Linked DNA regions of Mus musculus: regions 1 and 2 are each linked to region 3. The links are chromatin loops, found by intact Hi-C in ENCODE. Cell type or tissue: left cerebral cortex. All regions are shown on one strand.

Evidence for each region. Peaks named below come from ENCODE experiments on the same cell type or tissue, not always from the same donor. Only the 100,000 strongest peaks of a DNase experiment are listed, where the experiment ranks them.
Region 1: a loop joins it to region 3, with 4 times the contacts of the local background. A loop is called at or near these places in 7 of 42 quality-filtered maps.
Region 2: it touches region 3 in a loop (4-fold over the local background); 3 of 42 quality-filtered maps call a loop at or near these places.

The regions. Positions count from the first base shown.
Region 1 is chr17:85,684,359-85,692,358 of GRCm38, forward strand. Six2 (sine oculis-related homeobox 2) reads right to left here and starts at 3,896. Exons shown (of 2, transcript NM_011380.2): 1 at 3,035-3,896; 2 at 1-1,155. The coding sequence starts at 3,594. The coding sequence ends at 825. It overlaps CJ186046Rik (a long non-coding RNA gene), which reads left to right and starts at 4,136. Exons shown (of 9, transcript XR_001782258.2): 1 at 4,136-8,000. In left cerebral cortex, no CTCF peak of the experiment used is centred here; a DNase peak (open chromatin) is centred at 7,951; H3K4me3 peaks cover 469 bases.
Region 2 is chr17:85,795,877-85,803,876 of GRCm38, forward strand. It overlaps Gm29418 (a long non-coding RNA gene), which reads right to left and starts at 3,858. Exons shown (of 3, transcript XR_877082.3): 1 at 3,625-3,858; 2 at 749-872; 3 at 292-419. Gm4718 (a long non-coding RNA gene) reads left to right here and starts at 3,848. Exons shown (of 3, transcript XR_003952252.1): 1 at 3,848-4,224. In left cerebral cortex, no CTCF peak of the experiment used is centred here; a DNase peak (open chromatin) is centred at 3,989; H3K4me3 peaks cover 612 bases.
Region 3 is chr17:85,603,951-85,611,950 of GRCm38, forward strand. All of the region lies in intron 3 of Six3os1 (SIX homeobox 3, opposite strand 1), which reads right to left. Among named protein-coding and RNA genes, the nearest start is that of Six3os1, 10 kb to the right of the region's middle. In left cerebral cortex, no CTCF peak of the experiment used is centred here; no DNase peak of the experiment used is centred here.

The DNA of each region.
Region 1 (8,000 bases), 80 kb after region 3:
GCAAGTCTGCGGCTGCGGAGGCACTCTGGGCTGGGAGCACGGAGGTCACAGTCCCAGGAGGAAGAGAAGAACCAGCGAGGTGGGGAAGAGGGAGAGAGAGAGAGAGAGAGAGAGAGAGAGAGAGAGAGAGAGAGAGAGAGAGAGAGAGAGAGAGAGAGAGAAATGAGAATTCAGGTGCTTCTGGGGTGCAGCCTTTCTTGCTCATTTGTTAGTCAGAAGCTGGCACCTTAGGCTCACACTGAGAGGAGGGAGATGTCTTTGAGGACCGAAGACCCAGAATGTCTACCTCCGTTCACATCACGTCGGACTCTTAGAAAGTTGAGAAAGGAACTCAAATAGATGACACCAGAAGGAAGAAAGACTGGGGATACAATGTGAGAAATGAGAGAGAGAGAGAGAGAGAGAGAGAGAGAGAGAGAGAGAGAGAGAGAGAGAGAGATATTTATAAAGGAGGGAAAGAGAAAACGTAAAGCGGGGAGAGAGAAAAAAATGAAATAAACTCGAAAGGAAAGTAGAGGAAAGAAAAAGGAGAGAGAAAGGAGAAGAGATTTTTTAAAAATCGGGGTGGTGGTGGCTTATAATTTATTCCCTTGCCTAGTTCAAGACTCGGTCTCTGGCCTCCAAAGGATCTCAAAAGCAACTTGTTGAAAATGAATCCCCAAAGGATACCGAGCAGACCATTGTCCACTTTGTCCCGCCGCCGGTTCTGCCGCTCCAGCGTGGCAGGGCAGTCTTCCAGTACGCGGCACAGACTCCAGAATCTATCGCCCTCCCACACCGCTTCATCAAGCACGGAAAGCAAGCGCCCGGAGGCGAACAGAGCTCTAGGAGCCCAGGTCCACAAGGTTGGCCGACATGGGGTTGAGTATGGAGTCCTGCAGGCTGTGGTGATGCTGCAGTGGGTCCGCGCCGCCTCCACCGGGCACTGGTACGGGTACTGCGCTCGGGCCCGGAGGGTGGCCCAGGCTGTGCAGGGAAGGCAGCCCAGGGGGCGGCGGCGGGCTGAGCAACAGAGCGGGACTGGACGACGAGTGGTCTGGAGTCCCCGACGGCGTCTTCTCATCCTCGGAACTGCCTAGCACCGACTTGCCACTGCCATTGAGCGAGGAAGCCAGCGGGTTGTGGCTGCTGGAATTGGAGTTCTCGCTGTTCTCCCTGCAAGCGCAGGAGGAAAGGAGCGGGGTCAGGGGGAACCAGGGCCACTCTGCGCTGACCCTCAGGATGCCAGCACCTGGGGCCCCGCTGCGGTTGCTAAAGGGTGTTTGCTGTTTCTACCATTCCCACACTTGACTTCTTGTTCTTAATTGCGTTCTCAAACCCTCAACACTAGTTTTCGCTTGTCCCTCTCCCTGTATCAGCCCATGTCCTTAATGTCATGACTACCTTTCCTGTTCCCAGTATTTCCTGTCCTGTCTCCCACCCCATTCCTTAAGAGAGCTGCGGCACCAAAGTGGGGAGCCTGGAGTTGGGAGAAGTGAGGGAAAATACCGTACAAACGAGCTTTGCTGGGTAGAAGTGGGGAATAGAAGCTTCAGATACAGCGAGCCCAGGCTGAGGGGCCCACTTCGACTTGGGTGAGCACAGGCCTAGTTTCCCTTTGCCTTTCTCTGCGCGAGGGAAACCCCTCCCTACTGAGACTATGATCCCTAATTCCAAGCTGAGCAGGAGCTCATTTGACTGGGCAGAAAGATGGGGCTTTGAGAATGGAGGACTCCTTTTCCCTAGGGGAGAAGGTAGAAGGAAGGGCAGGGTGCTGAGAGCTGGCTCAGATCGTAGGCAGAAACAAGGAGGCACAATCTGTAGCTCTCACCTGGGGCCTAGTCAGGAACCCCAGCCCTTATGGAGCCTGACAGAGGAGAACCCATCGCAGATGAATCCACCTCTTGCCTGCTTTTGCGGACAGTCCCTGACCAGATATGGGTATTTGAAATCCTGGGTAAAACCTATTAGTGGATTCCTAACGGCCATTCTTTCAGATTTCTTGGGGTGGGGGGTGGGGGAATGAGCAAGACATCATCGCCATTCAAAGTCAAACTTGGGGATTTCAAATACCCAGGTCCAGTCTGCAGCTTGCTCTTCTGCCCCTACTGTTCGATACCCTGACCCTGGATCCTTCAAACGGTGTTCAACACATCCACATCACCTAACCCAGGTGTCTTGTTTTGCTGTTCCCCAAGGAGAAATCCGTTCCCATAATCCGTTTCTCTCCGATCTCGATCCCCTAGTTTCCTTGTCCAGATTTAAGCCCAAAGCGGGTTACAGACAGTTACAGGGGTGTCTGTAGCTTAGGTTAGTTTGGAAAGTCTTAGATTCCGATAGAAAAGAAAGCTCCCAGTCTTTCGGCAGATCCCAGTTTACCTCGCACACCCGACTTGCCCATCAAAGAGAGCAGAACCTAAGGAGAGCGAGGTCTTCAAGGGTCTGGCAAGTTCAGGAAAGGCAGGCTGGATTGCCTTCTCTTCCTCAGCAGACATTTCCCCCGGAGGCCTTACATCTTTGGGTCCTTTCTACGCGGGATAACTCCCAACTCTCTTGTGCCCAGCTCTTATGCCCAGACAAGGAATAGGTCTACCTTGCATAGATATTGCAGTCATTACCCAGATAATACTAGGGAGATTCCAACCCCTGCCCTGACCCCTAAAAATCTCTTTGACCTGGAGGTGACGTCCTAAACCCCCTGATCCCCGACGCCCTTGGTTGTTCGAAGATCAGGCCCTAAGCCTACGCTTACCTCGCAGGGAATTCAGGCCCACAGCCCTGCCCTCTCTGAAACTCGCCGTTTTTCCAGTTTAGTCCACAAGCGACTGAGGAATTAGTTACTGAACTTACGCACCGCTTTGCCCGCTTTAGACAAATTCCGGGTCGCTCAGCCTCCAGAAAAGACCTAAGCGCTGTTTTGAGCCAGCCTGAGCTGCGGCCGAGCTTGGTACCCGGGGTCCGGGTGCGATTTAGTCCTGTCCAGGAGCTCCCCATCCTCCCGCACCCGTTTCTCCCAGGACCAGGGAAGCCGGCGCAGATGCTCACTTACTCGTACCTTTCCTTGGCCTCGGCCGCCCTGTCGCGCTGCCGCCGGTTCTTGAACCAGTTGCTGACTTGCGTGGTGGTGAGGCCGGTGGCCTCGGCCAGCTCGCGCTTCTCTCGTGGCGACGGGTAGGGGTTGTGAGCGTACCACTCGCGCAGCACGCTGCGGCTCTTCTCCTTGAAGCAGTAGCTGGTCTCCTCGCCGTCCCAGATGGAGCGGGGCAGCGGGAACTTGCGCCGCACGCGGTACTTGCCCACGGCGCCCAGCGGCCGGCCGCGCAGCTTCTCCGCCTCGATGTAGTGCGCCTTGAGCCACAACTGCTGCAGCTTGGCGTGGTTGTGCGGCGAGAACTGGTGGCTCTCCAGGATTTTGTAGAGCTCGCGGAAGTTGCCCCGGTGGAAGGCCACCACGGCCTTGGCCTTGAGCACGCTTTCATTCTTGTGGAGGTGCTCGCAGGCGGGCAGCGACCACAGGAAGCGACCCAGCCGCTCGATGTTGCCGCCCTGCTGCAGCACCTCGCACACGCACGCCACTTGCTCCTGCGTGAAGCCGAAGGTGGGCAGCATGGACATGGTGGCGGCTGCGCGCCCGCCCGCCCGCGCGCGCCCTCACCGCGCTTCGCGGCCCCGCATGGGCGCCTCCCCGCCGGCCCCGGCCGGCCGACAGGCGGGCGGGGCCCCCTGGCCAGGCGCCGGCTCCCGAGCGACTCCTGAGTCACAACGATCCGTCCTCGCTCCCGCCGCCGGCCCCGCGCAGCTCCGCGCCCCCGCCGCCCGCGCGCCTCGCCCGCGCCCAAGCCCGGAGGCCGCCCGGGGCGCCGCTCCGCATGCTCCGCGCCCGCCCGCCGCTCGCTCGCCGGCTCCTCGCTCGTTCGCTCTCCCTCCCGTCTAGCTCGCTTGCAGCTTTTTTAATAATATTATTCTAAGCGGGCATGAGGCGCGGCGGCCCGCGCCCTGATTGGTCGGGTTATCTGACCCGGGGCCTGCCCGCGCCAGACAATAGTCGAGTCAAATTATTCGCCATGGAGACGCTGTCAGTCACCGGTAACCCGAGCCCCGGCGGCCCGGGCGGCTCCCACCCCCGCCCCCCTCGGCCAGCTCCGCTGACAGATCGCCCCGGCTCTGCACAGAGCGGAGGTTGGCCGAGACGGGAGCCCCAGGCACTCCCAGAGCCCGGGAGGCGGAGAGGAGCCGGGCTGGGGCCCCGAGACGGCGGTGATTGACGGGGCGGACGCCCAAAGAGCAGAGGAGGAGGAGGACCCCGAAGGAGGGGGCTGGGTGGGGGCCCTCGAAGAAAAGAGGAGGACCGAAGTGGGGAAGGAAGGGAGTAGAAGGGAAGGCGGAGGACCGTTTAAGGGGGTGCCTTTCAGGAAAGGAAAAGAGGGGGACAGAAGGAGCCTTCAAGAGAAAAAGTGTGAGACACCCCTCCCTTTTTTTTTAAATAAGAGGCGTCGCAACAGCCTCACCCAGGCTTCGCCAGGTGCTCCAGCTCCGGCTGGGTCACTGCGTCGCTCGGAAGGTCGCAGCTGACAGGCAGAGACACTAACCCAGGAGGAGGTCAGTGGGATGGAGAGTTTGGATTCTCTTAGGGGGCCTCTGAAAGGCTTGGCTTTTCTAGCTGACAACACCCCACCCCCATGCAAGAAACCCGGGACCCGAGATGTCTATCCCCTAGGGAAAGGGGGAGGAGGTGGGGAGAGAAGTCAGAGATTTGGCAGTGGCCGCAGCTGGACGCCTGAGAATCAACTTCCCGGAGGATCCCGCCTTTCCTTCCTTTCGCAGCAGGCTGCTTGCCCCGCGGCCGGTACCGCCCCCACTCGGCGCGATCTGCTCCTCGCCAGGCGGGGACTCAGACTTAACCCCACGGGGCCCAGGACCCGAGAAACTCCCGGCAGTCTCGTGTGGCCTTTACGGAAGTTGAATCTTGCAAGGGCGGCGACACAAAACAGGGGAGCCCGCATAGACCCGCAGACTGCCCCGGGGAGCCCAGGGCAGCGTGTGTAGGGTAATTGTCGCACTTCCCGGGGTGGGGGTGAGGTGCACAGAAGAGACTGGATTTACCAGCTTCCTGTCTCCCTACTTCTGGGCTCGGGTTCCTGGTCTCTTCTGCCTGAGAACCCAGCGCTAAGTTCCGGCAAGATTGGCCTTAGAAAGTGGGTAGGAGGAGCCCTGCTTTTTGTTTCTTTGTCAGAACTCCCCCAGAACATACGAAGTGCTGGTCCTTTGGAAAAATCCAAGCAATAGAAGGTTAGGGGTGCACTGGAGGGGTGGGGTCAGGGACATCCCTGAAGTTTCCAGAGTTTGAAAGGCCCACGGCTTATTTCTTGGCAAGGCTTGTCCTTTGGGCATCCATTCCGCCCTTTCCCACCCAGCTGCAAGCTCCTAGTGACATTCAATGCCAAGATCCAAGGAGGCACAGACCATGCTAAAACCTCTAGACCTCGTTTTGTTAACAACCCTGTCAGCTTTCTAAGGCGATGGAGAGGCAGATATTGAAAATGGAGTCCCGAGCCTAAGCGTTGGTTTCTGGTTGCTGGTTGTTTATGGGTAAGGTACATATTTATTTATTTAAGGATCCAGCATCATTTCCCAAACTTCCCCTCTGCTCCAGAATGCCACAAGTCTTTCTGTGATGATGTAAGCATGGGAGAGATGAGCACTGTGGCTTTCCCTAAGACTTTAGCTCTGGGAGCCCTGTCCTTTATCTTGAGTTGAAAACAGAAGACTGCCTAAGTTGGTGCTAAGCCAGCACCTGAACAAGTTACTGCAGAAATCCAGATGTCATCTTTGTGGACTTCCTCTGTGGGTAGGGCAGACTCTAGTGTGTTCAGGCTGCCCTGTTTGACATGGATGCCCTTTAGTGAGCTCTGAGGATTCCAGGGGACCTGGGAAATATATTACCCAGACTGCCCGGAGGTTCTAGAGCACAGCTTGCTGCTAAGAGTGACCAGAGTTTAAAGGATTCAGCCGACCAGAAGATCCCAGCTCTGGTCACAGCCACCACAGTTTGTTTGTTTTGTTTTTGTTTGATAAAAGAAGGCCAGAGAAGGAAAGACATCCATTGGTTGGGTGCTAGACCAGTTAGTCACTTCCTGGTGTAAGACTCTGGGCCCATTTCCCGGTTAGCTGGGGCCTCAGTGCTCTCCCCAGCCCCTCTCAGTGCTGGCCTGCAGTAGGTTTGAGAGTATTAACATCACAAAGATGATCTCTCATGTCATCAAACCTGCCCCTCCATGAGCCTTTGAGGCTTTAAGTTGATGGACTGGGTCCTGCCAATGCTGACAGTAGGCAGATTTTCTGAATCCCAGAGCTCCACAATTCTGGACATCCCCGTGCTGCCTCCCTTGTGGTCCCCAGGCCACCAATCCTGCCTAGGGCCTCCAGGCAGCACTCAGCAGCAGGCAGAGCAGAGCAGAGCAGAGCAGAGCAGAGCAGAGCAGAGCAGAGCAGAGCAGAGCAGAGCAGAGCAGAGCAGAGGAGGGACCTGCCACCCAGGGTGCCCGATGAAAAGTCATTACCCAGCAAGCATAGACAAACTGTAGCCCCGTTACCCAAAGCGGGAGTGTGATATGATACTACCTATCCCTTCCTTCCTCTGTCACAAACCAGTTCTAGCAGGTTTGGGCCAGAACCTCTTGGCAGCAGGGGGCCGGCTGGATGCCTGCCCTAAAAAGGTTAGAATCTCAGCTAGGGTCCCTTCACACACAGCAGTCTCTGGCCCCTCCTTCCCAGAATTTGCACCAGGACAGAGCATAGGCTGTCTGGGTAGGGATTTGATAGACAGCAGCGTGACACTCAGACAAGCTCTGCACTCCGTTCCAGCGCATTGAGCAGCTGCTTAAGAGGCCTGGAGTGCCAAGTGCTTTGGGTCTCTACTTGACCCCAGCTTTCAGCCTTGTGCATTTCCCTCCACCTAGCCTTACACCCCCACAACCACTTGCATTAGAAGTCCAGTATAGGCAGAGTACTTTATGGCCAGGATGGCGGAAACTTTTGCAAACGTTTGGGAATTTGCGTTTTTATTGAAATGTCTCCTTGCGCTCCGAGCTGCTCTACAAAGTTCCCTAGGAGCATCGGACTTTCTGGAAGGAAGTATTGGGTGCTCCCCATGAGCCCACACCCGCAGGATTTCTTTGCCCTAGTATTTTGGGCAGGAATGGTCTAAGGGCTTTGTGCCTGGAGATTAGCAGGAACTGGTAGGATGGATCCTAAAGGCCACCACGGACTGCACCCATTGACCGGAGGACATCTGGCACACCGCAATTCTGTGAGGTCCATAGGTGACCCAAGGAATTTCTCGGCTTGGGTTGGGGCCATTCGAAGTGAATCGGAAAAAAAAAAAGGACTTGCTGCCTATATCCAAGGCCAGTGGACCAACAGACCTTCGCTCTGGACAAACCTTGTGACTCAATAAAGAAAAAAGGGGAGTGGGTTCTACGTGCGAAACCAGAGAAGCAGAGCCTGTGCCCTGTGCTTAACCAGTCTTTGCCCAACCTATAAAGACTACAGAAATCTCCCGCACTGACTCCGGCTCTGCCGCTCGCTGCTTGATCTATGATGCTCTGCACCCGACGCTTAGAGATGGGACGTCCGGGCTTCTGCAGGTCAGAGTGCTGCGTTGGACATTGACTTTTGTTCTTTCTCCGCCACCAACTCTTCCCAGTCTTCTTGGGCCTGAGCAGTGCGTTTCGTTGAATGCGGGCCAGCCGTAGAAACTGGCTTGCTCTGCGTCCCTCTGCGCCTCACCACCTGCCTACCTAAGGCAGCCGCCAGGTCTGCGGTGTTGCTGCAAGTGCTCCGAGCATTTGCAAAATCTGACACCCCGCGTTTTTCTGTGTTGCTCAACGTGCGAGACCGCATCATGCGCTGGTTTACAGCTTGTTCCAGTTCTCAGAGCGGTTCCCAGAACACCCCGAGCCCGGGCAAGTTTGCAGGGCCCTGGACTCCGTGAAAAGTCACTCTGGAAAGGGCTTAAATCG
Region 2 (8,000 bases), 190 kb after region 3:
TCACTCAAGAAGAAATCAGTCTAGGCATTCATTATATAGTTTCAGAGTTTTTTTTTTTTCTTTTTCTTTTTCCTCCTGAGGGAGATTGGACAGTCTGCAGCTGATTCCAGGGAAGTCCAGCATTAGGAAGGCCGAGTTTTGTGCAAAATGATCAAATGCAGATGTTTCCCAGGGTCGACCTGATCAACTGAGACGTGAAGAGAGATGGCATAGCCTTCAGCCAGCTGTACAATGGGGATTGTGTGTTTTGGCAGGACAGCAAAAATGTATATATAAGGACAGAATGTGACGGACACTTGACAAACATCCATTTTATTGATAAATACATGTTTACTTCCAAAATGTTTTCTACCATGAAGATGCAGAAAAAAAAAGATGTTGCTGCAGGCTCTGTTGATATCACATGTGTGTGTAAAATTCTGAAAAAGACGAAGAGCAGAAAGATATTAAAAATGGGTTCAACCTTCTGTCTTCCTGAAATATCAGATTTCATATAAAACTCATCAGCTCAACTAAGTATTAGGCTTGATCAATGGCAGGAAACGAGAGGCTCAAATGCTAATAAATCAGAAACAGATACCGCTCCTGAGCAGAAAATGGATCACAAACCTGAAAATCAGAAAATCATCTGACGATTTTTTTTTTTTTTTTTTTTTTTTTTTGTGCATCTGCGTCAAGAAAACAAACCGAGGTGACAGTGTCACCTAACCAGGGACAAGGCGTGAAGGGTCTGAAGCACTTTACTCACGTTTCAGCTTTGAAACACACCAAGGAGATGAGATGGACCCAGACACTTGGAGCAGATGGATGCGAGGCTGCTGGAAGGATCCGTAGACTGCAAAGTTAGAGCGGCCAAGTGGACTCCTTCAACCCTACAAATAACGTTGCGAAGATGACTTCTACATTTTCTTTTTAAGTGTCTTCTCAGACCTCTTCTCTAGCCCTCTGTCATCTAAAACAGACGTTGTCCGCACTCCAGCCTTGCACTTTTCAGCATTTAAAAAATTTTTGGGGGGGGGTGGGGTGGGGTGCAAATGCTTTGTTGAAGTAAAAGATAAATCCAGGAAAACACACAAATCCCTAAATTTGTGTAAGAAACAAACATGACAGGTGGCCAGAAACTTGCTGCTGAAAGCTGACTGTCCATCCCAGGGCAACACTATTCTGCCTAGAAGTGCTGTAGACTTTTTTCTTTAGCTTCAGAGCTGGAGCCACTGGGTGTGTGTTCTTGCTTTCCTCAATTTCATTCTCTCTTTCTGTGGCGCACACAGGATGGCTGTTGCGTGCTGAGTAATATTTACGCTGTATTATTCTAAACAACTCCTGCATTCAGTTCACCCTTGCAGCTCTGTAGGTACTTCTCTGTTCTTCATGAAACAAGTCTGGGCACCAAGGGTTTAAAAAAAAATAACCTCCAGGAGAAATCTGCAAGAATACACTGAGTTGTGCTAAAATTCCCCAATTGACAACTGTGTAACAATAAGTACAAAACTCACAAACATCTTTGAAACATCATATTTGTTTTTATTTAATTAAAATGTACAATGCTCATTTTCTTTCTTTTAGCCACCTTCAACGAGAGCCCAGAGAGTGTGGTCCTGCTCTCGGAACGGAAACTGTGAAAACAGAGAGCTAAATTAAATTAGAAAACCCTGGTCTTGGCAGGGCCAAATTTCCCTTCCTTCCTATTTTCCCATCCCACAATCTATCACCTGGAGTAATTAAGACCAGGGACGTATCATCTTCACTGGATTAACCTTAACTAAATCGTGTTCATTCAACATGTGCCCTTTTGATTAGTCCGAGCGGGGCCTGCTGTCTGGAATACACCCACCTTGTAATTCTACACAGTTAATTAATTTCAGATGAATAGTGAGAGGGCTAAGCTAAATTCTCCTATTAATAAACTCTATGTCCGTATGTGTGGCAGAGTAGTCCGAGCATTCCCCTTTATTTCCTTGCCTTGGAAGGCTAAACTGAGATTAGAGGTGGGGGTGACCAACACACAACCCATACACACAGCTGTGATTGTGCAAGGTTGGTGAGCGGGGTCTCTGAACCACTTTGTTATCATAAAGAACAGAACTTAAGGACTATTGGCAGCACACTCTTGCCCTGCCAAGCGGAATTTAGAGTGTCCTCTACCTGGACCCTGGTATTTAATTTTTATTGGCACCTATTTCCGGTTCTGTGTATAGATTTTTGGTTATGAAAGTGCAATATTAATGTGACTATCTTTCTGCTCTCATATACCCTCCTCAGAAGCAAAATATCATTAATGGTCTGAAGGCTTTTCTGATAAATGGTTTGGAGTTATTTGTTTAATCTTCAAATTTAACAGCCCTCAAAAATATAATAAAAAGTTGCCCCCATGGGTATCTCTGACAGCAAAGAAAATTATTATTTTCCTTAGAATAAAACAAATCTCAATAAGCTATAATTTATCTTCTATTAGAAAGTCATAGATCTAGATTTACTCCTTCAAGCCAGAAAATTTATGTATCTACTTTTTAGTGATTTAAAACTACCAGTGACCTGCATAATTGTACGTAAAGTTTCCTAGTAGCATTTACAGACTATAAGTCAATTCTACAGGGTCATTTACATTTAGGGAGTTTCAGATACTGATATTTAGGGAATAAAAACTAATATGACTGTTAGCTTAGTGTGTTGGCTTAGAAGGAGTAAGAATTGCATAGAACTAAATGCCTGTATTGACATAACCTAATTTATATCTTTTAATAGAGTTTTAAAAGGTCTCTGAATTTTTGGGTAGAAAATCATTTAAGAAACCATATAGACAACTCACCAATATCTTCCGAGATTAAGACCAATATATTCTAATTTTATTTCCTAGATTTTGTTCCAAAATGACTTTGTAAGAAGTACTTATGTGACTGTCAGAATTCTGCAACTTTGGAATATTTAACACCAAAATTTGTGTGCTCTATTTTCAACAGCCACGAACTTCCTAGCTATTAAAATGTTCCTACAAGTTAAGTAAGGAGAATAATCCTTACTAATTCACCGTTAAATCAACAGATTGTAGACTTTACAGATTGTTTTGCTAATTGCTTATTTGTGAAAATTCTCAAAATAGCGAAGGCATTTGATTGAGTGCAAATATTAAATAATTAGGACTGATGACATGTATGCTGATAGACACATCCTTTTCCTGGGCCATCGGGGGATGCCTGGTCAGGATTGCATTTAGTCCTCCAATGCGAGGCTGGGCTCACAGGCGTTTTCACTCAGGAAACCGTATTCCTGTCCACCTCCCCTAAAACCAGATCCTTCATTTGACCCTTTAGAAGAACACAAACCCCAGTAATTTGAATCAGCCCACACCTGCACCAGCTTCCAAAATATCCTAATATATACAGCACATCTCACTCCGGAGCACTCCACGGCGGCTCAAAAGGACAATTTATTCCCTTAAGGAACAAAACCCTGACAACGCTGTTTGTTTTCTTTGGGCTTCCAGGAAAGCTAAGATAGTGCCCTGAAAGGGAAGCTGTGCTTGCCCTTTTGTGATTCAGATTTACTATGCAAATCAATACCTCCCCCCCCCCCCCCACGCGATTGAATGAAGTATTCACTCAGTGGGACTTAGCCTTCCTTTACCTTGGTTCTGTTTTGCCGGTTTTGTTGCACAAGCACAAACCTTAGAGTGTTGTTTACGATGCTGTTTGCGGCATCAGCAAGAGTTCCCTTAGAGGGAAAGTCACCGTACACACAGTTTGCTGTAAGGAAATCTTTTAGCTTAATTTTGCACTTTGAACAAACAAACAAACAAAAAAAGAAAGGTCCCGAAACAGTCTGCGCAGTGCCCAGCCGTGTCCAGCGCTCTCATCACCAGCGTTTAACTGTCATGTGCCTCTTACTTGTGTTGACCTTTTAAAATGAGACTTACGCCAATAAATTCACGTTCTTGCTCTTGCTTACGACCAGCTTCCGGGTCCTGCCAGGTCTGCAGAAAGGAATGGTTTGGATAGCCCTTCGCTACACTATGAAGCAGTTAGTTCATCACTTGGTGTTAGCCTCGTTCTTTGGGCTGTACCCTCTCCAGGCCAGGCAAAGGGGTCTCTGCTCTAATGCGGGTCGCCTGGGCCAGTTTGATCTCCAGCGATCGGAATGTCCTATCCTCCTCTACTGCTGGGAGCCTGTCTGAAATTGTCTGAAGCCAGTGGTATTTCCGCGCAGAAGGAAAGGCGAGCAGGCGAGGTGGGTGCAGGTGCGGGGGAGAGGCTCGGCCGGCTCCCGGGGCAGCGGGGCACGGCACCCGTAGGGTGTGGAGTCCGCCTGGCGCACGTGGCTCTGGGTCGGCTGCAGGAGAGATCGGAGGCCGGGGATCTGCCGCAGTGGGTGCCTCCGGTCCGATCCCCGCTCCCAGCACCTCGCGGGCTGGGAGGGAAGGGGGTGAGGGGACGCTCGGGCTCGGCGGGGGTTGGGGGAACTCTGGCCTGGAGGCTGAGGGCGACAGAGATGCACCGGGCGCCGGCGGACGAAGGCGGTGAAACTCGTGCTGGAGGCAGTCACCGACTCTAGGGTCGGGCCCCGCTGCTCAGCGCTTTCCCAGAGGCAGAGAAGGGACCCCGGGCCCTGGGGCGGGGGTGGTACAAGGTTCTGTGGCGGACGAGGGCTGTTCCCAGTGTTTGTACAGCTGGGATCTCGGCCACCCCCCGGGGTGACCCGAGTGGCACCGGCGGGGGTGGGTAAAGGGAGGGAGAGAGAGAAGGGTAGGTGACCAAGAGGTGGTGAGTAGTGCGGTCCAGGCTTGGGGTGGAAGGTACGGATGGTTGAGGTCACTGGTTGTCGCTCTCAGGGCAGACCTAACAGGGGAAGCGCGCTCGGTTCCCTTCTCCCAGTTTTTCTGCAAGCCCTCCGGCTGAGGACCCGAGGTAGTGGTGTTCCCACGGTTTCTGGCCGCTGGGCAGTTTCTTTGCGCCCAGCCGCCTGCCCCGGGCTCCACCTCTTGGTAGCCTGGGGCTCACAAAATTCAGGACACCGTCATCCGTTCTGCAGTCTCGCTGTCAGGCTCCACGTTGGAGTGGCTCGGAGACTGGTCGCCCTGACCCTGCGCTGGGCGAGCCAAGCCTCCTGCAGACCCTGTGCGAGCAGACTAGGTTTGTGATTCCTCAAACCAGGCCTGACAGTCTACCCAGGCGCGGCTGGGCTAGGTCAACCACAGCCTCTTTGAGGAACAAGCAGCGAGGCCCACAGTGTGGTGGGCGGCCAGAATCATCCCGAACTGTTTTCAGACCTAGGGCCTCTCAACTCGGTGTCCACCCCATCCTCTGCTATGTTACCGCCGGTGGGCACACTCGCCTGTACAGGGAAGGACCTGTGAGTGGAGAGGCCGCCCTCCTTGGGGTCTCCTCTGTCTGTCACATCTGTATTTATTTAGAGCTCAGCTGGTGGTCCTTGGTTTCAGGAATGCCAATTGTGGGCCTAGTCCACGACTACTTGAGATTTGTGTTGATTAGTGAGCTAGTCCTAAAGGTTGTGCTGTGGAAATTTCCCCAACCTTCCTGCTAACCTAGGCCCCCAGTGATTCCCACGGCAGCAGATTGCTGAATGTGTCCGAGAACAGAGAATTTAGCTTCGAGAACATTCTGTGTGTATGGGCACTGACCATTGCCCTTGTGTTCATAAATAATACAGACCAGATCTCTGAGATCCCCTCGCTGAGTCAGAGAAGGTGATCCGTGCAGTCTAGCACTGGGTAGTGTACCTTTCTCTGTGTGAAACTAAGACATATGTATTGCTACAAGTCTATAACAGTACATACAGCATAAAAATGCAGAAGCAACCTGCACTGGAGAGCAGACCCTCCCAGAAAAGCTAATTAAAAGTTCATCAGCGAAAAGCAAGCTCACTTCCAAATTTCGACGCTCCTGGGGTGGCGGGGAAGACTGAACATTTTTTATTTTATTTTATAAGGCTCAAAAAATTTGGTCTGATTTTTGCCTTTGGACTTGGTATAATTAAGGGTGAAAATAAGAGCCCTCTGTATTTTCCTTGCTTATGGAGAAAAGTTATTTTAGTAATCAGGGAAAGAGGAACCATGGGCTGAATCAGCAAAAATGCGGCACTGGGCCAGTTCAGCTCAATAATACTGGTATGTGTAATGTACACACGCTATGTACCTCTGTGGAAATAATCAAAGATATATATTGGAATTTTCGTGGTATAAGCCATGCCTGTGAAGCCCCTTGGTAGCCGAGAAGCCAGGGTGACTGAGAGTCATGTCTTCTGATACATGAAAACGTGTTCTGAACACACAACAAGTGTTTGATCCCACAACTGCATTTAATGTGGAAACAAACAAGAAACACAACTCTCAACACAAAGTAGTTTGTCTTTTCCAAGTGGTCATGCTGCAAACTGTTCAAACAGAGTCTCCGCTGTGTTTGTGTGACAAGAGTTCAAGGTGGCTCTAGTGGATAGAATCTTTACTTTTTAAATTTTTGCATCAATAAAATTGTTTCTCGATCTTGTTCTCTTGCTTCTTGCTTCCCTCTTATTGTTCCCTCTTGGTCTCTTCCCTTCCCCCTTCCCTTCCCCCTTCCCTTAAAATAAAATAAAATAAAATAAAATAAAATAAAATAAAATTGTTTCTCCAAAATGTCTCCTTACAAGGCTCCTGATAGACCCCATTAGAACTCTGCTGAGCGGCTGAGCATGCAGCCCGCATTGGCGTGAGAGAAATATGTGTATTTTAAACTTGCTTGGAGGAAGCGACTTGTTTGGAATGTTGCTTCTAGTTCTTCAAGGGTTGACCTGAGTTTGAAAACCCTGTGAAACAAAAGTGTACACAGTATCTTTAGGCACAGAGCCTTAGTATTTCTGGGAATCCTCTCCACTGTTCTAGTTCCTACAGGAGAGTTGCAATGGGTGTGTCTTTTTAAAAACCTAGCACACTGCATGGAGAAGCAGCCTAAAGCGTCTGCTTCATCTGTCTCTTCGATCACGTCAAAACTTCAATTAATCACCAAGTATGAGCTTGGGGCTTAAATCATTTAGGGTACAGATGATTTTAAGTTGTTTCAGCATAACGCAAAAAAAAAAAAAAATCATCAGAATATGAAGTGAAAGATTTAGTCTGTCACCCAGCTTCCAGATGTTTGGTACTATGTAGACAAACCATCAGAATGACTGGATTTTTTTTCTCTCTCTTCCCAATCCAGATGCCTGGTAGTTCCATAAGGAAAAGTAGTTTCCTTTCTCTGAGCGCCACATGCTCTCGTGGGTATCCCACACAGGGCATCATTTACTCTTCTTCAGCTCCGAAACGCCAGGCCTTTGGTATGCAGCAGAGTGGTCAGGAAGGCTGAGGGTTTTAGAATGGAATCGTGAAAGGAAAAGAACTTTGTTCAGAGGGAGAACGGTGTCCCTAACAGGACACCGTTTCCCAAAACTCCGCCTGTGGCATCTCATAATCTTAAATGGATGAAGCACAGCATCAGGCAGCTGTTTGTGTGGTTTGCATTTCCCTGGGATGCCACAGTCCTGCCTCTTCCCTCCTTCATCCTTTGTGGACCATGGATACAGCATTAAAACCATACATGGACATTATGTGGACAGAGCAGGTATAAATATGCATTAAGGGTGTGTGTGAGAGAGAGAGAGACAGAGAGACAGAGAGAAAGATAGAGACATAGACACACACACATGTATACAGTGAGAGGTGAGGAGGGAGAGGGAAAGAGAGAAAAAGAGAATAATCAGAGAAAAAGAGGCTATAAGTTTGAGAGTTAGGGAAGGGGCATATGTGGGAGGATTGCCAGGAGGAAAGGGAAGGGAGAATGATGTAATTATATTTTAATTTCAAAAACTAAACTAAAAAAGAGAAACCTATTAAAAATCAAAGCCTTCTGAGGACTGGAACTCTGGGTGGGAGCAGGGTTTCTGTCTGAAAGTAGGCAGCAGTTTGGTGACTAAGGCACAGACAAGCAGGCTTCACATAGAGGTGAGCGTGTCTTACAGAGTTGCTAAGC
Region 3 (8,000 bases):
CCAAATCCTGTCATTTCTAGAGACAAGAGCTAGGAAAGAAAGAAAGAAAGAAAGAAAGAAAGAAAGAAAGAAAGAAAGAAAGAGAAGGAGGAAGAAGAAGAAGAAGAAGAAGAAGAAGAAGAAGAAGAAGAAAGAAAGAAAGAAAGAAAGAAAGAAAGAAAGAAAGAGAAGGAGGAAGAAGAAGAAGAAGAAGAAGAAGAAGAAGAAAGAAAGAAAGAAAGAAAGAAAGAAAGAAAGAAAGAAAGAGAGAAGAAAGGAAGGAAGGAAGGAAGGAAGGAAGGAAGAAAGAAAGAAGAAAGAAAGAAAGAAAGAAAGAAAGAAAGAAAGAAAGAAGAAAGAAAGAAAGAAAGAAAGAAAGAAAGAAAGAAAGAAAGAAAGAAAGAAAGAAAGAAACTTCATGGTGGTGGTGGTGGTGGTGTGTGTGTGTGTGTGTTTTCAAAGAACCACAACAGAGATTCATGTCTCTCCCATGAGAAGGTCCTCTGCCTCTGCACCTCTCTCTGGCTCAGCAGGCAGACCAGCTTTTCTTTATTCTGATCCAGAGGCCTTTCCTAGCAGACTGGTTCCTTTCATACAAACCTCACCCATCCCCATTAGCCACTTTGCATTCGGAGATGTATCAAGCAAAACATGAAGTTGGCACAAAACAAGGAATGGCGTGTGAAGTGCAAAAGTCCCCAAATCTACTGTGTCTCCTTATTCTTGCAAGGATGGAAACAGGGCAGCAACGTTGGGAACATCCACCCATCCAGGTCTCTGAACAAGAATGTGAGTGCGCATGTGATAGATACCAGCAAGCATGGTTTGTCAGCTCCAGACATCAGCAGCCATCTCATGCTGACTTCCCTGCTTGGCCTCCAGGAGGGGGCTAAAGCAGCAACATTCAAGTGGGTATTAGGCTAATGACAGGCAGGCCATCCCAAGGCTAAGTGTTCAGAGGGGTATGTAAGGTTGCTTTTATTGAAAAGTGCCATTGGCTCATTTATTCACCCTTATTTGCCCACCTTAGGTTAGATGTGATATTATAGCTTAAAAGGATACCAACTCCTCTTACGTACTGTACCCCTTACCATTTAGACTCATGCTAGACCTTGAGTGTCCAGTTCAAACTCTGCCTCTTCCAGGAAGCCATCTGAGATTTCTCCTATGCTGGACCCCTGTTTGTTCCCAATGGGACACCCTCTGGCTTCCACTGTACGTGTCCTGTCCCCAGCACATGTCAGCGCCACGGCATGAGAAGAGAATCTAGCATATCCAGTCATAACTCAGTTGGTCTCTCCTGATCAGCTCTTGAAACACAGGATTTAAGGCTACTGGAAAGTGGGTTATCTTCCAAACACACTGAGATTTAAGCCATTTGGGTTTAAATATATGGAAAACAGTCTTCTTGGCTGCGGGTGATATTTACATTCAGTGTGTAATAGGCAAATTCAGTTGGGGAAAGACATATGGGTAGCCATCTGGATTATTTGGGCACACCCTGAAGTAGGGGAGTGTTGGGTGGGCTGGGAGACCGGATGACCCAAACACCTGTGGCTCTGGCCTTTGCTGTCAGGGTAAGCAGCCTTCCTGTTCCTGTAGGTATCAGAGGTCATGTCCTCCAACCTCTATGCTAAGTATGCCTTAGACTTGGGGGCTGGCTTCTCCTGCAGATAACATGGGGTAGAGATGAAAGAGTTCCATTTGGGGTCTCCCAGCATCAAAGCAGCCAGGTTTGCTCAATACAGTGAATAACTCTCACTGTTTCTGAGGGCAAAGTTTGGGCAGGAATTAGCTGTAGCTTCTTTTAACTCTGCACAGGTGGTTCACAGGGGACAGATGCCCACACCAACAACCACACACCGCTAGTTTCTCTATTGAAAATAAAGTGTGTGTGTTACAGGAGGTTTCCAAATAATAACAATGGCCTTTGATAAAGTTCCTTTCTTTTCCTCCTTTCTGTTGGGAATTCCCTTCCTTCTGGTACCTGTTGTTTCCCCTTATGGGCCTTTCAGAGAAGTGCCTTAATGCAAATTGTCAGTCCTTTTGAATAGAACAAGCAGGCAGAAAACTTTGTGCCCAAGAAGAATTATCATCCTGAAGAAACTATCATTTACCTCGCTTGAAGATCGTAGGATTTGAAAAGCTTGAACAATGATTACTGTGTTTACTTAAAAACAAAAAACAAACAAACAAAAACCCTTCACCTAATAGAATTCAAAATAGTCCTTTCTTATTATTTTGAATGTTTCGCTTCAGTTTTGTAAAATGCACATATTTTCCTGCCCAATCAGATTTAAAATTTTTTTGGCCTCAATTTAAAGAAAATGATCTTTCATGTTTTTAAAAATAAAGAATGGTTGGAAAGACTTTCCTTTTTCAGACAGCTGTTTAAAAATCCGTATACCCTCCACTTACTTCAGAGAGCAGAACAGCCATGGACGCTCCAAAGATGGTTTTTGAAATGGCACAAATCTATATGTGAGTATTTCTACAATTATTGTACAGCAGAAGCGGTGGGATTTCCTACCGAGGAAATCTGCAAGGGAGAACCAAAGTCTGGGGAGCACTGAAGGGGATTTTAACATCCAAACAAAAGCAGCATCACCATGGCTAGGCATTCTCTCACCCAGAGGAGAAACAATTAATAATTTGCATATGCTCATGACACAAATTAAAGACAAAAGACCCCTCAAGGGCTATGGTTCCTGCTCAGCTCTCAGCGTGACGCAAGGTTTCAGCTCTAAACTGCTCCAGCTTCCAAATGAATAGCATTAAGCTCCATAACCAAAAATAGGGGTTGTGGGCCCTCTGGCCTATTCCCACTGTAGAATCCTGTTCCCAGTCAGAAACATCTCCTAGTCTCCCTGTGAGCTTCTAGGCGAACATAATGTATAGTCCCAAGGGGAAAAAAATAATGTATATACTTTGCCCTTTTTATTTTAATGGCCAAACATTGTAATGCTAGCTAAATACAAATTCTCATCTGTTAATAGGTTCTTTTAGTTTGTAATAAATAGGAATGCTAATGACTAAAATTTGGTATTTGGTATGCATTAGCTTTTGTGAGCTTTTCTTTACAGCCTTCATTGACATGCAATATGGCAAGCTTCCTTTGAAACATATTTATAAAATAACTACAGTATAATTAAACCAACAAAGCCATCTTTTAAGTAAGCTTAATAGCTCAGGTTTTTTTTTTCATCTCTAAAAAATTTTTTAAAAAGAAAAATAGTTATGCCTCAATCCCACTCTACGTTTTATTCTGTGCATCTAATATTTCCTTTGCAGCTACAATCTGTGCATATCTAACTCTTTTTGACAACCGTGATTATTAATAAAGAGCTCATGAAAGATATACTTCATAGCTTCTTCAACAAGAATAGGTTTTTTTTGTTAATGGAAATTGTAACATATCTTGACAGATACAATATATAAGATGTGCCTTTATTTTCTTAATTGTTAATTTTGCTGTGTTGAATACAGCCGATATGGCAGGTAATAATCAGAGTGGATGCTATTCTATACAACGTAACCAAAAATATTTTAATGATATAAATGCAACAGATAAATAAAAGGAATTATGTTTAATTTTGCTTCCTGCACTTGCAGTTTTTGTTGTTGTTGCTGAGGCTACGGGTTGGGGTTTGTTTAACCGAAGAAACCACGAGTTGCAAATACACCCCTCTCTGCCCTTGGCCACTTCAGCATTCCGGGTGCGCAGGGCCCGGCTCAATGCAAAATCGGGATACACAGTGGTTCAAGTTCACCGATTTATGTGTAGTTTGTAAACCCTTCCACTCTCCCCAGAATCCCAAAGATACCAAGGCTTGGTACTGGAGCCGCCAGAGCGTCCTCAGGCCTCTCTTTTCCCCCTCGGACCTCTCCTCTCTGCCCGCACTCTTCTTTCCCTTCTTAGGAAACTCCGTCCTTGTGGCCGAGAAACTGCCGAATCCTCTACGCAGCCCCCTGCGCAGGGAATAAACACAATTGACACCACTGTTATAATCTTTATTTAAAACAGTTTCCAGGGTTACAAATTGCAGTGCCTCGTATGCAACAGGTTCATCCGAAGCGGTATCATTACAGATGAACTGTAATGTGTAGGATTAAAATAAAAAACGTAAGGGATTAGGTAAAATGGGCCATGCTTGAGAAATAACGCCCAAGCGCATCTCTACTGCAGACAGAGGGAACCTGTGAAGACGCGGGGCGTTGCGATGCTGCGGAGCACAAAGCTGGACCCTCGTTCTGCAAGCGCTCAGGGGCGGTGGTTCTGGAAGGACCAGAGCGCCTAGAAGCTGGAAGGTGAGCCTTCTGGGGCGCCGAGGAGGAGACACTGGGCTCCCGATGATAGGAAGGGCCAACGGCCAGGGGACTATACAAGTGGACACCGCGGGCAGGCTTGTGGTCCGGCTGGGGACGACAGACAGCGCGGCGCCAGGGACACGGTCCCATTGCCTTGCAAAGAGACCTGCAAGCGGAGATGGGGACAGCATACCTGGGGGGGGGGGGGGTCACTGGGTTTGTACATGTGACTGACATGACATTCAAGGTCCAAGCTTGAAAGGGTCTCAGAAGGAGTCCATCCTCTCCATTGTCCCCACTCTTTGGCCGAGTCCGAAGCACAGGAACCGCCACTCGAGCCACGTGCGCCCGTCTGAGCCCAGACCTTGAGCCTTCACAGCCCATTGAGGTCCTAAACCATTCCCGGCCACCTCCCCTGCCCGATGATCTTTGTGTCCTCTGGCTCCAGGAAGACCCCGGAGCCCTCCTGTCCCCTCTGCTTCCTGCAGAACCTGAGCTGGCGGCGAGGCGGAGGCTAGATTGTGGCCTGAGCTGGGCCACGGCCTAGGGCGGCTGACACAGCCACGAGGGCTATTTGTGCGTCTGGGTGGAAAGCTCCGGGCTGGAAAAACAAACAAGGCCACGGCGCAGGGACTTGGAGGTTGGCTGGGGGCTGGAAGGAAGTGTGCAATGTGGCCAGAGAGGGAAACAAAGGCCTATCCCCAACCCGGTCACCCCGCAGTGACCCTAGACCCACCCCGCTGAGTCGCGGGGCTCCCGGGCCTCTACTCTGAGCGGGCCGCGCAGCTCCGCCAGCGCACACCAGGTGCTCCGAGCCACCGTTGTCGCCGCCGCCGCTCCATCGTCTGCTCTCCCGCAGACTCCATGGAGACCCAGCGGGCAGCCTGGCCGGAAGGCGCGATGGCCAGAACAGCAGACAACGAAGCCTCATCCCACTACGGAACGCCAATCCAGCAAGGCTTAGAGGAAACCTTGTGGCTAACCTTCATCAGAGAACCAGGCGACTCTGGGTTCACTGCAGCCAAAGCCGTGCGAGCAGTTAAGGAAGAAGAGAGCGAACTAGAAAGTAGAAGGAAGAAAAAGGTGGAAGAAAGTAGAAGAAAGCTTGCGAGAGAAGGGCCCTGGCTAAGGCGGCAAGGGGAAGGGGCTGCTGCAAACAGCTGTTCCTCATACATATTTCATTACACAATCAGATAATGCGTCCCACTACCTTCTCAATTATTCACAGATAAACATTTTCAAGACGTTTTGACATCTGTCTTGGTGCCTGCTATTAATTTAGTAATCACTGTAGTTAAAAATGTATGGGATTTTTTTCCGTCGGAATACCTCCTCTCTGAGCGCAAGCCCAGGGTTGGGCTGAGGCAGAGAGCCCGGGCCCTGTGATAGTGAAGACACCTTGGAAGGCGAGGTCCCATCTCTAGAGCATTGACGCTGTTGAGGAAAGTATTAAAGGGGTATCTGGTTATTTTAATTTATTCTTGAAAGTAATAACTGTCATATCACACACACACCGGATATTATCCTATGACAACTCTAGACCCACAAGGCGATTAGCCCTTTGCCCTGGGCAATAGAAATGGTTTCACTCATCAGTGGTTGTTGAGAAAGTGTGGACAACTTGATAGGATCACACCCATGCAATGCATATTTTCATAGACGTACATGAGAGATTTACAAGGCACAAGAACAAAAGCCTAACAATTACAGGTGCTATCAAGAGGTCATAGACCTCCAAAGTTTTGCCCCTAGTTCTATGTCCTGGGCAGAAGGCACAAGGATAAGTAAAGAAAATACATTATATCCTATGAAGTGTGTGGAGCAGTTGGGGTTATGAGAAAACAGTTGATCTTTCCTTGAGAAGCGAATGCTACAAGTGTTCTAGCTAAACCCCCATAAACAAATTTTTTTTTAAGTTAGAGTTCGAAAATTGTCCTAAGACTGGAAAATCAGAAGAAACATTTCCAGTTCTAAAACGCTGTGGTTTGTTGTGAGAAAGGCTCTAAACTTCTTAGCGAAGTAGAGGGTGTTCAAAGCCAGCCAGTGTTCGGCATCCTAAGCTAGAAGGAACCAAAGCAACGGTTTGGCTCAGAGGATGCTGTGTCTGCATTCACTTCCGTCTTTCAGTTACAGTCTCCTCCCGAGGAGCATCAGCAGGTGACTCCCATTGGGGGTAAGATAAAAGCGACCTGGAGAAAAACAGCGCTGAAAGAACCTGCCCTCCCAAGAAAGATTCTGATTGTGTGGGCTTGAAGTTGATTTTCACAGTTTATTGTTCAAAACACAATCAAGAACAAATTCACAAAAATGTCCAGGAACTCAATGTGTCTTGGAAAAGTGTAAGAGCTGTTCACAAAAGGGAGGAAAAAAAATCTTCCCCATGCCCACCCTCTGTCTCTTCAGTGGACAGTTACATCTGTTGCAAGGCGCCCTGCAGCAATGTCGGGGGATCACTTCTACTTTACAACACAGGCTCTCTTTTGCTCCTTAGAGAGTGGTTCCTGGACGCGTTAGTCTAGGAGGTAGCTCTCCTTCCCGCTCCCCTCCTCCCTCCTCCCCTCCCTCCCTTTCCTTAGTTGTTTCTTTTAAAGAAATGGTCCAAGACTCACACCTACTACTTTAAGAGCTCGGAGAATGAGCTCAAGAGAAAATGAGGTGAGGTTGGAGGGCAACGGGTTCTGGGGGTGGGGGCTGTCTCTTCTAGAGGGAACTGGGGCAGCCATTGTCTGGGACAGTTCCCCAGTTCCCCAGAAGAGGTGACAGAGAAAACAAGTCAGGACACCTTACGCCTAGTCCCAGAACCACTGTGGGAAACCCTGGTGGTGGAACCTCTGCCAGGCCAGGTCCTCGATCCCTGCCTGGAATAGAGGAAGTTGAAGACTTCTCAGTATCTCACAAAAGAAAATGAGTTAAATACATAATTTAGCTTGATCTAGCATATTCCTTGTGGATTTATTTGATGTACATGGGATTGGGCTATAGTTTTTATATTTGTTTTGTTTTTCTTTTTTTTTCTTTCTATTTTTTCAGATCTCAGAGGAGAAAAGGGGGACAAAACAGGGCTTTCCCCTATCTGGAAGCTTCCTTAGAACGGAATGTCCTCATTGGAGATTGAGAATCTCTTGTTATCTACTGGAGGCCTGTGCTGTCTACTCAAGCCCTATTCCAGAGCACAATTTCCCAGGCAAAGGATGAAAAAAAGACAACAAGCAACAGAAATAACCAAACCAAAAAGAGTCTTTGCTGTACTGGCCTCTTCTGGGTGTCTCCAAACAGAGCAGGTATGGGAGCCTAAAGGCAGCCTCTGGGGCAGATCATTCCTTGGCCCTTTCTTCAGAAACTTTCCATACAGAAGAGTCAACGAAGGTTTTTCTCCAGGGCCACTGGGCATCTTGCACTGTACTCTGTACTTGTACTGTACTCTGGTGGATCCCACTCTCCTTGGCTTCCTGTACATCTCTGTGCGTGTCTGGGCGTCACTCCAAGCGGACATGGTAGCTTTTGTCTGCATCTGGACAACAAGGTGTATGTGTTCATGCATTCCATCCATTCCTTCGACACATCTTTATTCCTCCAGTACTGTGGTTAGCGTTCCTAAAATTTCCTAAGTGTGTTCTCGCACACTGTACCTTCTGTGAACACACATGCCAGATGAAGAGGAGACCTTAGGGATCTGTGTTGGGGAGAGAAGGTGTACAATGGGAGGTTCTGGA